Linked DNA regions of Homo sapiens: region 2 is linked to region 1. A link is a contact called in ENCODE Hi-C or POLR2A ChIA-PET data. All regions are on one chromosome and are shown on one strand. The core of a region is the stretch at or near the end of the contact, and the rest is flanking DNA. Distances in the headings are between cores, read along the strand shown.

Evidence for each region. A loop is a pair of places that touch in the nucleus more often than their neighbours do. ChIA-PET counts read pairs that join two places held with the same protein, here RNA polymerase II (POLR2A). Pooled maps may share reads with other maps.
Region 2: a map of cardiac septum shows a loop between it and region 1 (2.7-fold over the local background). The contact joins two enhancer-like sites. A Hi-C loop is called at or near these places in 6 of 168 maps with a recorded cell type or tissue (Right ventricle myocardium inferior, cardiac septum, heart left ventricle and 1 more) and 7 of 50 pooled maps. POLR2A ChIA-PET finds 5 or more read pairs at or near these places in 6 of 52 experiments (GM10248, H1, MCF 10A and 3 more).

What each region holds. Positions count from the first base shown.
Region 1 is chr3:37,051,937-37,054,773 of GRCh38, forward strand. It overlaps LRRFIP2 (LRR binding FLII interacting protein 2), which reads right to left. Exons shown (of 28, transcript NM_006309.4): 27 at 2,475-2,579; 28 at 690-2,025. The coding sequence ends at 1,915. Among named protein-coding and RNA genes, the nearest start is that of MLH1, 60 kb to the left of the region's middle. Within about 2 kb of position 1,588, at least 8 of the 41 ENCODE cell types and tissues checked have a DNase peak (open chromatin) inside an H3K27ac peak, as active enhancers do.
Region 2 is chr3:37,013,353-37,016,189 of GRCh38, forward strand. MLH1 (mutL homolog 1) reads left to right here. Exons shown (of 19, transcript NM_000249.4): 9 at 1,080-1,192. Among named protein-coding and RNA genes, the nearest start is that of MLH1, 21 kb to the left of the region's middle. Within about 2 kb of position 1,424, at least 3 of the 41 ENCODE cell types and tissues checked have a DNase peak (open chromatin) inside an H3K27ac peak, as active enhancers do.

The DNA of each region.
Region 1 (2,837 bases), core at 338-2,837:
TTGCTACTATTAGTAAATGTATAGGCTGAGGCACGGTGGCTCATGCCTGTAATCCCAACACTTTGGGAGGCTGAGGCAGGCAGATCACTTGTGGTCAGTAGTTCAAGACCAGCCTGGGCAACATGGTGAAACCCTAACTCTACTAAAAATACAAAAATTAGCAGGGTGTGGTGGCAGACACCTGTAATCCCACCTACTTGGGGGGCTGAGGCAGGAGAATCAAGCTTGAACCCGGAAGGCAGAGGTTGCAGTGAGCCAAGATCATACCACTGCACCCCAGCATGGGTGACAGCACGAGACTGTCTCTCAAAAAAAAAAAAGAGGCCAGGCACAGTGGCCCACACCTCTAATCCCAGCACTTTGGGAGGTTGAGGTGGGCAGATCACTTGAAGTCAGGAGTTCAAGACCAGCCTGGCCAACATGGTGAAACCCCATCTCTACTAAAAATACAAAAATCAGTCGGGTGTGGTGGTGCACACCTGTAGTCCCAGCTCCTCGGGAGGCTGAGGCAGAAGAATCACCTGAACCTGGGAGGCAGAGGTTGCAGTGAGCCGAGATCGTGCCACTGCACTCCAGCCTGGGTGACTGAGCGAAACTCTGTCTCAAAAAAAAAAGAAAGAAAATGTATAGAAAATCATCTCAATTCAGAAGATTGGTATCCATATTTTTTAAATGAAGGGCTAATTAAAAAAGGAACAAATATTAGAGATTTTATTCACTTTTGAGTTACCTTTTTAAAGTCTAGTTTTATTATCTTATGTGCCTTTAGTCACTAGATTTTCCCCCAATATATTTTCTGTGTAAGCACTTTAAAGATACAATAATCATTTCTATAAAACCACCTGGGTACTAAGAGCAAAAGAGAATCATAAATTCTGCAAAGTAGTTGCACTCCATGATTTTAAAAAAACCTCTTGGACAGGGTACCTCTAAAGGTGAAACTCAAGTCTTTAAAAGTTCTACATTCCAGATTGTTTTTCCTTGAGAAGGAGACAAAAGAAGAGGGATGTGGTTGCCATGATTTGTTTTAAAGTCTCCTATAACAAAATGAACATGTCAGTAGCCAATTGTGGTTGGCAAAAGGGTGTATTTAATAGAATCTGCAGGCAGATTTCCAATCTGCCTGCCCTGCCCTACCCTCCCCCTTTGGGTTTGTTTGAGGTTTCATTCCACAAATAAGCAGCAGATAAAATACTTTACAAGGTACAGCACAGTTGTATTGAAGAAAAAAAGGACCCAACTCTTACTTTAGGAGTATTAGGCCTGGACTTCCCCTGCCCCATGCAATAAAGCAAGTTTTATATACACTCCCCATATTTTTTTCTAACATTTTCTTATATAAATTTAAATATTTTACAAAAAAAGGCTTTTTTCCTCCAAACATATAAATCTGAGTGAAACATAGATTCCCCACCCGAGAACTTGTTTCTTCACTAAAATATAAATGTTGTCTGATATTAAGGGTAAATGTCTTTTGACCACTGGAGATCACTGAAGTCTGAATTGCACCGTGGAGAAGGCACTTGTGTTTTCTGAGGTCTCCAGCAAGTATCTCAGTGAGCACTCATAGAATTGCTGTCTGTCCTCCAGAACCCGTGCCAAGGCCTCCGAGTGCCCAGTTACTGAGGCAGCTGGGGAAAAACGTTGAGTAAACATGATTCTACAATTACGGAGATAAAAAATAAAAACAGCATGGACTGGTTCTACCCTAGAATCAAACTACAACAAAATCCAAAGTGTTCATTCATGTAGATTCAAAATGACTTCATTCTGTCATAAATTATAAAATACAAAGGTGGCTGTTTTAATGACAAAACTCAAAACAGTACTAAAAGGGGTTTGTGTCAATGGACAAAAGTCAGTCCCTCTAGGTAGGGCCCCAAGGAGCATCACCCAGGTTGAAGGGTGGTTTTCCTACTGCTGGGCCAGAAGTGCTGTCCTATTGGCCTTCATCTTCTCCAGCCGCTTGGCCAGGTGGCTGTTGGTCATCTCCATCTCCTCAATCTTGTCCAGTGCTGTTCGTAACTGGAGACAGGGAGAATGCAGTCACTACATGTGGTCAGAAACAACATCCAGTGCTACTCTATTTTCAACTTCCTGGGAAATGAAAGCACTGCTAACTGTGATGGCCTTGCACAGGACCCACAACCTCATTTTTTCTATCAGTTAGAGGTGTTAAATGATGATACTGAGGATTGTTTATTTGTTTTAATCACAGAAAGGATATATAGAAGTTGGAGAAATAGACCTGATCTGAAGCAAAAATACAAACTATCTTTTTACTTAGTATCTAATTGACCAAAACATAAAAGTAAATGGCAGTCACTATGCAGGTCAAAAACCAACACAAATTAGTTAAGTGACTCCACTGCTGTTTCCTTAAGTATCAAATTTCTTACACAGCTAAGAATTATTTCCAGAAGATTTTTTCTTTTTAGGAATGTATTCTCCAAGAAACATATTAAAAGAAGTACCTCTCGTTGTAGCTTCCGTTTTTCTGCTTTCAATTCATCTTCAACTTTCTCAGCATTCTCAGCAGCAGTTTTATATCTCAGAACCTGTCCCTCAAGCCGGCTAATCTGTAAGTATGAGAACATAGGCCTCTAGTACTGGGCACTAGAAGTCACCACTTTTTGGTAGCCAGGATGGAAATACAATGTCATTATAAATGCCAAGTAATCTACTAACAAGTCCCCTAAGGGTGACTCATAAGTCCTCTCAGAACTCAGTTGCTATTTATAAATCAAGTAATGTCCCCAGAGAGGATTACAGCTGTAGAGTCATTTTAGGGCCAATTTCCCATGCTAAGTTTTATTATGACCATATTGTTTAAGTGC
Region 2 (2,837 bases), core at 174-2,673, 39 kb before region 1:
GACTGTACAAGATTAGAAATCCTCTATAGCAGCATTTCCCAAAGCAGGCTTCCAGAACACTAGCCTCATGAGGCATTTTGGGAAAAAAGAGTTTGCTGGTTCAGTGTGTATGGGCAGTGCCACAAGCCGTACCCTCCGTTGAAGACACTCATTCCACACATTACTGCATAAAAAGCTTCCACCAGCCATTCGGCAAACTTATTGAGTGTCTGCTATTTCCTGGGTATTGTGCTATATGGTAGGGTTATAGTAGTGAACAAAGAAGAAATGATGCCTGCTCTCAGCTGACTTTGCAGTTGGAAAGACACATGAAATAATTACGCCATTCATTAGCAGATTGTGCTAGATGCCTCACTGGAAAAATAAAGGACATGATGGAAAACTCTGTAGGGTCAGAGAAAGGGATCATTAGAGAAGGTTCTTTGAAGAAATATTTTTTGAAATATGAAGGATAAATAGGAATTAACTAGGTACCAATAGGTTAGGAGTAGAGCTTTCCAGACAGAGGGACTAGTTCTTGGGAAGGTCTCCAGACAGAAATAAGTGTGGCTTGTCTGAGGACCTCTTATTCGCCTATTAACCTTCCCTCCCCAGTAAACACTCCTGGGAACAACACACATTGTAGAACCACGTTGTGGTGCTGTTCAGTATAGCAAGTAATTCAGCAGAGATAAGTTCTTGGAATCTCATCTTTGGGATTTAGTTACTAAGATACATTCAAGTTTGAGCAAAATAAGGTCTCAGAGCTTGGATTCATTGTTCTGTTCCAGCAATTAGAGCAGTACCTGGCACATAGCACAAGTGCTTGAAAACACTGACTGAGTAGGGTAGGTGGGTGAGTGGGTGGGTGGGTGGGTGGGTGGATGGATGGATGGGAGGATGGGTGGGTGAATGGGTGAACAGACAAATGGATGGATGAATGGACAGGCACAGGAGGACCTCAAATGGACCAAGTCTTCGGGGCCCTCATTTCACAAAGTTAGTTTATGGGAAGGAACCTTGTGTTTTTAAATTCTGATTCTTTTGTAATGTTTGAGTTTTGAGTATTTTCAAAAGCTTCAGAATCTCTTTTCTAATAGAGAACTGATAGAAATTGGATGTGAGGATAAAACCCTAGCCTTCAAAATGAATGGTTACATATCCAATGCAAACTACTCAGTGAAGAAGTGCATCTTCTTACTCTTCATCAACCGTAAGTTAAAAAGAACCACATGGGAAATCCACTCACAGGAAACACCCACAGGGAATTTTATGGGACCATGGAAAAATTTCTGATCCATAGGTTTGATTAAACATGGAGAAACCTCATGGCAAAGTTTGGTTTTATTGGGAAGCATGTATAATTTTTGTCCTAAGTCTGTGCTCAGCCCTCCCACATGTGCTCATTGCTGGTTGACTGTTGGAGTCTGGTTCTTACCTCTAAGAGGAAGCCCAGGAGAGGGCATAAAGCCAGCACACTGTCCTCACCTGATGGTGTCAGAGTCCTTACGAGTAAGCCCTAGCCAGAACATTGCTGGAAGAGATCAAGGGCCACTGTTTGAAATTGCACAGCAGGATACGGAAAAGGGGTACCTTAGGTATAGGCATTGTCATTAAAGAAATTGCTAAGATACTTGAGATTTTCCTGTTTAAGGAATGAGCTTTATGATACAAAGAGCAGTTCTAAAAATTAGGGAGGGAATTAACTAAATTAATTAGGATATTTCTCAAATTCCTTTACAGTTTTTGTCTCTCTGCTGATATAGTGTTTACATGATTGTTATTTACTAAACAAATGCTATTTTGTATTGTGCTCCTTATAACTTAATTGTTTATTACAAGGTTTTGATGGTGACCTACCAACAACAAGTAATCCCAAACACAGTCTGAATTTTTTGTTTTCCATCCAGAAATAAGATGAATCTTTCCATTTCCGTGTTTTCAGTTTTCATCATTTTTATCCTATAGGTTACTTATCTTTATTTTAAAGCATTTCATAATAATTTTATAGTTTTTGTTTTGTTTGCTTGTTTGCTGTTGGAAATGGAATATTCCCTCCTTCCATTTAGACTGCTAACCAGCTGTAAATGTTTCAAAATATGCATGTTTTACAGCAGTTGTTCAAAGCAATACAGGAACAGTAAGGACAGAGCCAGTCATTTTACAACCACATTCTGTTAAACTGATGTCTATTAGCAGGGTTTTTCCTATTTTATTAGGAAGGACTTACACCTGATATATAACAAAGCTTGTTTTAATCAAGGCTCAGAAAATGTTTTTCATTAGTTTTTTTCCTAACCATGAAGAATAACTGCTTTGTAACACACATGCTGGCTATAAAGCAGACAAAAAATTCACTGTAGGTGCTGCCTGACTGGCCTCTGTCCGTGTTTCTGTTGGGGCTGCTTACCACAGCCTCTGCATTATCATTAGCTAGTGTGTTCACAATACCAAGTTCCCAGTAGCAAAGAAAGGTCAAGCTCTTACGCATGCCATTCATTTATCTACACTGTGCAGGCGCACTCAGGTGGCAGGGACAAAGACCACTCCTTTGGCGCATCTCAAGTTCAGAATTCTCAGTAGAGGGGCTCCAGCTGTCCTTTTGTCAGGTGCCCATGCCTGCTCCAGGCCTGTGTGGTCAGGACACGTGTTACAGAGTACAGTGACATTAATGATGGGGCCATGGATATGGTCAGCACTCAGAGGATGTTAGTCTCTTCATTGATAAAGTCACAACCACTTTTCCTGTTGGAAATAAAAAGATTTGACGTATCCTTGTCTACAGCAACACAGGACAACAGATAATCAGCAGGTCATCTAAATCTGTTCAGAGAGAAAGGAGAGCTGTTTCCTGAAAA